Linked DNA regions of Homo sapiens: all the other regions are linked to region 1. Evidence: chromatin contacts called from ENCODE Hi-C data. All regions are on one chromosome and are shown on one strand. Each heading gives the region's core, a stretch centred on a gene start or an enhancer-like site at or near the end of the contact. The rest is flanking DNA. Distances are from core to core; before and after follow the strand shown. Region 1 holds the start of USP53 (ubiquitin specific peptidase 53). Region 2 holds the start of NUDT6 (nudix hydrolase 6). Region 3 holds the start of BBS12 (Bardet-Biedl syndrome 12).

Region 1 (2,823 bases), core at 1-2,500:
CCTTTTCTTTTAATAACTAAAAGTGAATCAGATCTTAATCACAAAAACCTTCCTAAGTGTACTGCGTTTTTTTGTTTGTTTGTTTGTTTTTTGGAGACGGAGTCTGGCTCTGTCGCCCCTGCTGGAATGCAGTGGCGCGATCTCGGCTCACTGCAACCTCCGGTTCAAGCAATTCTCCTGCCTCAGCCTCCCGAGTAGCTGGGACTACAGGTTAAGTTTACTATTAAACCTACCTCAAAAATAGCCTTAGATATTCTTTGCAAATATATATATTTATACATACATACATACACACACACACATATATATATATATATATATCTATTTCCAGATAAGGAAACTTTCGGAAAACTTTGCTGTCCAACTGGTAATTCCCTGCATACTTTGCATTGATAAAGAAAACCTTGTAGCAGGGTTACAAACCTCAAAACATCCTCAGATTGCAGGTTTTAGAAACCCTCCCTATTACACCTGTGCAAGTACTTCCTGTTCTCCAACACTGTTTAAAAATAGTTTGGTAAATGCCCCGTAAGCCGCCCTTTAGAAGCTAAACATTAACTTTATATACATCACCACTACCACTGAGAAACCACCACCCCAAGAATCTCACGAGTCCAGTCATCTCTCTTCTCCAAGGAGGGAGCATAACCATCCTGGACCCCTTTAAGTAAAAAACTGTGTGCTCAGGCGAGGCAATGTGGCTTGGACAGCCAGGGGCAGGAGCCAAGTAAGGGTATTACTCACAATCCCAGCAGGACTCCAGCTTGTCGCCGCCCTCAAACACGGCAGCAATAACATCCAGGACCCAACAAGTACAGCACCTCCTCCCGCCTCGCGAGCGCCTCCAGCCTGGCCAGAGGCATCTCCGCCAGACGCGGCGAGAAGGGGCGAAAGGGCTGCGTGACCTCTGGCGTCTGAACCGCCCAGCAAAGAGAGTGTGTGTGTGCCCAGAGGGCCGGGGCCATAGGAGGTCGCCGGGCTGCGAGGGGAGAGACGAGCTCTGGGGCTAGAATGAGAGTGTCCCGGTCAGGCCCGCGGGGGTCGCAGGTCTCTGGATCTCCAACCAGAGGGCTAGTTTCGGAGACTTACCTTGAGCTCTACCCTCCTTGCGCGAGGAGCGTGCGGTCCAGGTAGAGAAATACAGGCCTTCCACTCCCACAGAGCTACCTCCCGCTGGCCCAGCCCCGCTTCACGCCGACACCCGCCAGACACACTGACTGCTGCCACAGTACCGAGGCTCACCGGGAACTGGAGCACAGGCGGCTGGTCTCCGCCGCCCAGAGCCCGACCCTGTGAGCGGAGCATGCGCATACGCCCCAATACCCAGGGACCAGTCAGGCCAGTGACACCTGCGATCAACAGGTCCCTGGAGCCCCGCCCCTCTCCCCGCCTCGAGCCCGCCCCTCGGAGCGGGCTCCGCCTTCACGCTCACCGAGGTAACTCCGCCTCCGCTCGCGATTTCCCGGCTTTCTGGACCTGCGGAATTCTATTCCCGCGGGGATTTGATGGCGTGCGCGATACAGTTGGCTTCCTCGGAGGCGCGAGATCGCGCGAGACCAAGAGATAGAACATTTCTGCAAAAGCGGCAGCTTGGCGCTGGAGTTTGGTTGTTGGGGGAAAGGTGGTTGTAGGACGTGCTGTCTGGTGTGGTGAGAAAGAGGCTAGTTCTTCAGGAGGAGGCGATTATTCTGGTGCTCTTGGTAGTTCATTCGGTATTTTCTAAGCTCAAGAACGCGGATCCACCAAGGACTTCACTTAGGTTAGGTGTTACCTGAGAGAACAATCCGTAGTTTGGCATCAGAACCCCATGCGGACACGCAGTTTCCTTTAGATTTCCGTGAGTCGTTAGACGATCTATTTGCAGTTAAATGGCTTCCTGTGGCGTGAATGTGTATTCCCCAAGCAGTTGTTTCTTGCCTTTAATTAGATAGCTTTAATAAGTCTGTTGACCTGGTTAATGATTGTCAGAAAAGTCTGTCCGCCTCTTTGCCGTGCTTTCGAACAGGTTTTAAGTTAAAAGGTACTGCTGGGAATTGGGCTAAACTTTGATTTTGAATAAACCTTTCTTAGGAATAGTAGTAAAGGAAAAACCCATCGTCACTGATACCGAATATCTCTCAAGTAAATAAAGAAGGTTTTGGAACTCATTCCAAAGCTGGTGTAAGTTGAACATACTAATTGTAAAAATGGATTTCAGTAAACCCAGAGGCACTTCTAAAAGTTTATTTGAAGAAAGAGGGGGAAGAAATATTGGTCGTTGATACAGGAGACAAATAGGACCCGTTTGTAATGTCTGAGGCTGAATCATTAAGAATTTATTGAGCATTTACTATGTTCCCTTTACTGAACTAGGCACTGTCAGAAATAGGATGAAATAAAGCCGTGGTTTCTGCCCTCAAAATATTAAAAACTTTGGGAGGGGTGGGGGAAAAAAAGATCCTACTCTGCATTTTTAAAACAATAAGAGCACACCATTAACTCTTCCCTCCGTTTCTCTAATGTCATTTTCTCCTCATTCTGCAGCTACTTTTCTGGTGCACTTTAAATACTGTTTTTCCGCTGCGTGGTCTCTGTTCGCCAGCACTCCATTTTCTTTTGCTGTTTCTGTTTAATGTTAATCCATGTCTCCTTGAGCAGTCTCTTTCCCATCATGGATTTACCTACCACGTGTCCTGTGCACCAAGAACTCTCAGGTGTATATCTATACGTCGGACATTTTTAAGCAACATCCTTTGGATTTCACACAGTATCTTAAATATGTCCCAAATTGACATGGACATCTTTACTATAATCTGTTCCTGATGCCATGTCCCTCTTCACCCA
Region 2 (2,823 bases), core at 198-2,697, 3.7 Mb before region 1:
GCTATTACACATCAAATATAAATTTTCAATTTTTAATTCAATTTATAAGACTTTTCAGTATAAATACGTTCTCCCAAATCAAAGGAGCTGTCATCTAGGAATGGCTTTTAAGTCAAACACATCTGGACTCAAATATCGGCTCTGCCACTTAGCACCTGTGTAGCCTGAATGGAATCACGTTAACTTTCCTCCCTCTATAAAACTGTCATTACTATACCCATCGGTCACGGCTTCTGTAGAAATTAGATGAGCTATATATACTGCTAACACTAGTGTGCAGTTACTAGCAGTTATTAAATATCATAACCTGCGTAGTACTGGAAGAAAATGCTATCATCACTCCTAAAGGCAGAGTGATCCACATTTTTACTGAATTGGTTATTTAGTTTTTTAGGATAAGTATCCCATGTTCGCTAGTTATGAACAATTTTGCAATTAAATGTGTCGTTAATGTTAAATGAGACAAAGCGTTTCAAGTGCAACTTAAAAATTCAAAATAATTTACAAAAGAGAAACCTTGGACACGGATAAACCATTTCAGCCTAACTTCTCCAGTGCAGGCGCGGCTACGTTTGCATGCTTCTTACATACAGAAGTCTTACACGCTTCTGTGCCGCTCTCAGACCCATGCCACGCCCAACTTTCAAAAGTCTCTGCACCCCAAGTCAGTATCACTGAGTCTCCCGCCCCTCAGGTTGCGCCCCCTCGGCCTCTAGTCTCCCACCCGGAATTCTTTACCCTTTTCTAATAAGTTGGTCACCGTCAGAGTCCCGGAGGTTGCCGCGAAGTCTGATCCAGCAGAAGGAGCCCGTGCCTCCGCACAAGAGGAAGCAGCAGAGGGCAAGGACGAACCATTTTCCGCGCTTTGGTTCAACCGCTTTCTATTCTTCTTGGAAGACATGGTCACAAGGTACCCTAGCCGAAGCAGTAGAAAAGCCGACTCAATGTGCGCGCTTCAACTGAGAGAAAAACTTCCGGGGCAGAAGTCAGCGAGGGTCCGCCCCTGCGCCGTAATCCCCTGAGTGGAGCGCAGCAGTGCACAGCGTGGTGGGAGGGACTGAGCGTTTTCAAAACCAGCAGTCTTTGAAACAGCTGTAACGGCATCTGTGAAAGAAGATAGGTTCCAGGAACGGAACTGCCACTTAGATTGTAAATTCCTGAAAAACAGGACGTTTTTGCATCTCCTCCCGGCTTCCCCATCCCTAAACCAACGTCTGTTGAATTAAACTACCAAACAAAATAAGTGAGTGGCGGTGGGGGAGGAGGTTTTCCCCGCTTAACTGGAGCGGGGCAAATTGCTGAGAAGGGCTGGTGGACCACTTCGCGGTCTCCTTGGCATAGCTCTGCAGAGTGGTAACCCCAGCTCAACTCTGAGGGTATTGATGGCACTCTTCTAAAATGTACGGCCGCGATCTCCGCTCTGGAGCGCGGAGGGGTCATTTGGGCAACGGACGAATTAAGCGGCGTGGAGATGCGGCAGCCACTGAGCTGGGGCCGCTGGCGCGCGATGCTTGCCCGAACCTACGGCCCCGGGCCTTCGGCGGGTTACCGCTGGGCCTCGGGCGCACAGGGTTACGTGCGGAATCCGCCAGTTGGAGCGTGCGATCTGCAGGGCGAGCTGGACAGATTCGGGGGCATCTCGGTGCGCCTGGCGCGGCTCGATGCGCTGGACCGCCTGGACGCTGCCGCCTTCCAGAAGGGCTTGCAGGGCAAGTGCGCCTGGGACGAAGGGCTCCCGGGGCTCCAGAGCTTTTCTAATGAAATAACCGCGGCCCCCACTCCCTAGTCGCTCTGTGCACCACTGTCGAGCCCAGAGGGAAAGGGAGAAGGCACGCGTGACCTGGACCTGTTTTCTGGAGCATTCGTGCTTAGACCTTTTGCTGGGAGGTCTCTAAGGCGGTTGGGTGAAATGGTGAAGATCCCGGACTTTGGGATCTGCAACCCTGGTTGCTGGTCCACTTTCTACTGTGCGACATTCGGAAATTGCCGTAAACCACCATTTCCTCTTCCACAGACCCCGGTGATAAGAACTCCTGGAATTACTGAGAGTTAATTTGGATAATGCACATAAAGTGCACAGCACAGTGCCTGCCACGTATTTAAAGCTCAGTAGATGTTTGTTAATATTATATTATTACATTATTAGTATCCTTTACCGAGCCTTGGTTCTGTCGGACACTTTTCCCAAGGAAAAAAACTCTTACATTCTAATACGGGTGGTGGACTGAGTGGACCAAAGAGGCTTTTCTTTTTTATTTTTAATTTTTGTGGGTCCATAGTAGGTGTGTATGTTTATGGGGTATATGAGCTATTTTGATAGAGGTATAAATGTGTAATAATTACATCAGGGTAAATGAGATACTCATCACCACAAGCATTCAACCATAATCCAGTTACTCTTAGTTATTTTTAAATGTACAGTTTGTTTTTTTTTTTTTTTTTTTTTTTGAGAGAGGGTATCATTCTGTCTCCCAGGCTAGAGTGCAGTGGTAGGATCAGGGTTCACTGCAGCCTCCAACCCCTGAGCTCAAGCAATCCTCCCACCTCAGCCTCCTGGGTAGCTAGGACTACAGGCGCGCATCTGGCTTTTTTCTATTTTTTCTAGAAACGGTGTCTCACTGTGTTGCCCAGGCTGGTCTCAGTCTCCCGGGCTCAACTGATTCTCCCGCCTTGGCCCCTCAAAGTGCTGGGATTACAGGCAGGAGCCACTGCACCCAGCCTGAATCTTTATTGAATATAGTCACCCTGTTGGGCTATCAAATACTAAACCAGAGAGGTTCAGAGTGTCACATTTGTATACAAATTGGGTCAACAGCTGTCTCA
Region 3 (2,823 bases), core at 134-2,633, 3.5 Mb before region 1:
TTCCAGAAGCCTAATGAGATTTTTATCAATGATTACAATACTTGCGTGTCTGTCTGGGATATAATATGAACAAGACAGGCTGATGGCTTTGGAAAATGTGCCATGTTTCTACTCAATGAAGCATGAAAAGTGATTTGACAGAGTGCTTCAAGAATGCACTTTGCACTTGTTTTCCTCTCCTGCCTTCAGGAAGATAAGTGAGACAAAAAAAAAAAAAAAAAAAAAAAGACTAAAGTTAGTATTCTTCCTGAATCCATTTTTGAAGAATCCAGTATAATTTTTAGAAAATATTTCCTCTAGAGAAGACATTGTAGGAGGCATAAAAGGGGTCCGCATGTGTGAGCAATTAAAGGTTAGAAGTTTTAAGATTCTCTCATTCCTTCATTCCCACCAGGAAGTCAGTGGTCCATCCTACCTCAGTCTTTCTCCCCTGTCCTTTAAGCTGATTCCTGGCCAAATTCAGAACGGGCAGAAGCAGTAAATCTGGCCCTCTGGACAAGAGATTGAGTTGGTTTACAAAAGTTTCACAAGTATCTAAATCTAGGCCGTTACTGAATCAACTGGATAATCAGACTACCTGTGTCTGACTCTGAAGTGCAGATCAAGTTGATATCGTTGACAACTGGCCAAATCTTAGGACTGGGCCAAGGAAATGGCTGGATGTGTGTGTGTGTGTGTGTGTGTGTGTGTGTGTGTGTGTGTGTGTGTGTTGGGGTTGGAGGGCGGGGTCCGATAGTAATTATGGGTGGGGCCAAAGTCCTACCTCGTAAACAAATGCTACACGAAACATGTAAAAACGTTTATCTATGTATGTAGTGAAGCTTTAAATACATCCCAAGACCCATGCTTATCCCAATACCCACGTCCCTCCAACGACACTGTTACCCCATGCCACTGCTATACAGAATTCTGGTGTCTACCATGCCAGAATCCCTGCCCAAAACAGGGAGGAGGTAAATGGCTGAAGGCCCAGCTCCAGGCACTGTAGAAAATGAGGAAAGTCTAGCGGCAAAAAGAAAGGGCAGTCCCCTCTTCCTCTAGTACTCCTAGCCACATGCTGGACCAATTCACCCCAGGACCTCCAGGCCCTAGATTCTCATTCTTTCCCTGGCCCGAAGAGGACAGAAAAATCAAACACACGGGCTCCCACGTCTTCAGGAAAGACTTAGCTTAGCAGTCAGCGGAAGCACCTCACTACTAACCTCGCTCCTTTCTCCTCTCCTACAGGGGGCTGGAGTTCCCGGCTTCCCACCGGCCAGACGCGATTCTGGCTGGGACAGCAACACCAAAAACGCCAGGGCTAGGGAGCCCAGTTCCCCGTCCGCAGTTTGCGCATGTGCGAAGAGGGGCTTCTGGAGGAGCCGGGGGCTTAGTTGCTAAGAGACACAGCTGGAGAGAGAAGTTCCGCTTAACGCCGGGCTGCGAAAGGCGGGGACGTCACGCTATTGGTAGGGAGTAGAGAGAAAGGGCTGGTTTAAAGGCCTTTTTTTCTGTCCATTGGATGAACTGGATGTCAATAACTCAGGCTGGGTGGGCGGGGCTGAGAGAGGTCGGTGAGAGCGGCCTTAGCAACCGCCAGTGAGCTGTGAAGACTTGGGTTGGGCGGGGCTGCGGGAGGTGACGCCGGGAGGTCCCGGCTGAGAGCGCCGGCTGCCGGCTGGGGACCTGGTGAGTGTGAAGCTGTAACCTTCTGCTGGGGCCGGGGCCGAAGTTTTTCCGCCAGAGCAAGGAAGGCTGCCCCTGGCAGCAACTGCACTCCTTCCTTACTCCTGTTGAGATTCATTTTATAGTAGGAAATAGGTACTTTAATATAGTTTATCATCAATTATTCTGGTTCTGCTAACTATTCCAGTTATATAATTTATCTTTCACCCATATGTGTGTGTATTACAGGCATCTAACTACCATACAAGTTCAGACCAATGGAAGAAAAGAGCAGCAAAAATTGAACTGAATGAATCCCAAAAGCAAGAAATTAAAGACGCCTTTAATTTATTTGATATTGATGGGTCTGGAACCATCGATGTAAAAGAAGGTTCTGAAATTATTTCTAATTCTAAATCATTTTAAAAACCATATTATTTGTGGCAATCTTTAAGGCTTTCTTTAAAAGTAGTCTTCTGAAAGCTTAATATAAAGTCTCTTCAGTGCATATGCCTGCCCTGCATTAGCAAAACGATATCTTGTTAAGCATTTTAATTGTGTTTTATAAATGAGTAGGCAAAAGCCCAGGGTGTAACAGTGATGTACATGATGGCACAGTAGGACTGAAACACAGGCCTGCTGACCTAATTTTCTGTTTATGCTCAGTCCATAATAGAAAAGAGAGAAGCTCTTAATAGGGAGTTAAAAAGCTTAGAAAGAAATCATGGCATATTATAATTCCTTTTCTTCCTATTTCAGATTGCAGTGTGGGCCTTAGGATTTGAACCAAAGAAAGAAGAAATTTAAAAAATGGTAGCTGAAGTTGATAAAGAAGGAATTGGCACCATTAGTTTTGAAGATTTTTTTTTGCCATTATGAGTATAAAAATGATATAGTTATGATTTTATTTTTCAAAGAAATACTAGCAATAACCTGCTACATTTTAGGGCTGGAGCAATCAGAAGTTTTATAGAGAAGCAATTAGAACTAGGTTTTTAAGGATGGGAGATAGGAAGAGCAAGATTAAATATGTTTTCAGGGTAGTAATGAGAAGACTATGATGTGGAGAAGAGGTTTTTGTCAGGAAATAATGAGGCTATATTGCAGGATAGAGAGAATGGGGCCAGAATTTGGAAGCCTTTAATTCAGCAACATATATTGAATGCCTATTTTTGCCAG

Evidence for each region. Hi-C counts contacts between places; a loop is a spot of excess contacts on that map. Pooled maps may share reads with other maps.
Region 2: a loop to region 1 is called in a map of CD4-positive, alpha-beta T cell, with 6 times the contacts of the local background. The contact joins the promoter of NUDT6 here to the promoter of USP53 in region 1. A Hi-C loop is called at or near these places in 2 of 168 maps with a recorded cell type or tissue (CD4-positive, alpha-beta T cell and naive thymus-derived CD4-positive, alpha-beta T cell) and 9 of 50 pooled maps.
Region 3: a loop to region 1 is called in a map of CD8-positive, alpha-beta T cell, with 17 times the contacts of the local background. The contact joins the promoter of BBS12 here to the promoter of USP53 in region 1. A Hi-C loop is called at or near these places in 3 of 168 maps with a recorded cell type or tissue (CD8-positive, alpha-beta T cell and naive thymus-derived CD4-positive, alpha-beta T cell) and 7 of 50 pooled maps.

The regions. Positions count from the first base shown.
Region 1 is chr4:119,211,140-119,213,962 of GRCh38, reverse strand. USP53 (ubiquitin specific peptidase 53) reads right to left here and starts at 1,250. Exons shown (of 19, transcript NM_001371395.1): 1 at 1,090-1,250. LOC101929762 (a long non-coding RNA gene) reads left to right here and starts at 1,319. Exons shown (of 3, transcript NR_125931.1): 1 at 1,319-1,436. RefSeq lists enhancers at 856-905, 611-1,184, 1,516-1,635, 1,758-2,332 and a silencer at 1,256-1,385.
Region 2 is chr4:122,921,221-122,924,043 of GRCh38, reverse strand. NUDT6 (nudix hydrolase 6) reads left to right here and starts at 1,447. Exons shown (of 5, transcript NM_007083.5): 1 at 1,447-1,709. The coding sequence starts at 1,472. It overlaps AFG2A (AAA ATPase AFG2A), which reads right to left and starts at 966. Exons shown (of 16, transcript NM_145207.3): 1 at 739-966. The coding sequence starts at 901. RefSeq lists enhancers at 605-974, 767-1,303.
Region 3 is chr4:122,731,264-122,734,086 of GRCh38, reverse strand. It overlaps BBS12 (Bardet-Biedl syndrome 12), which reads right to left and starts at 1,383. Exons shown (of 2, transcript NM_152618.3): 1 at 1,203-1,383. It also overlaps the pseudogene CETN4P. RefSeq lists an enhancer at 924-1,133 and a silencer at 1,494-1,713.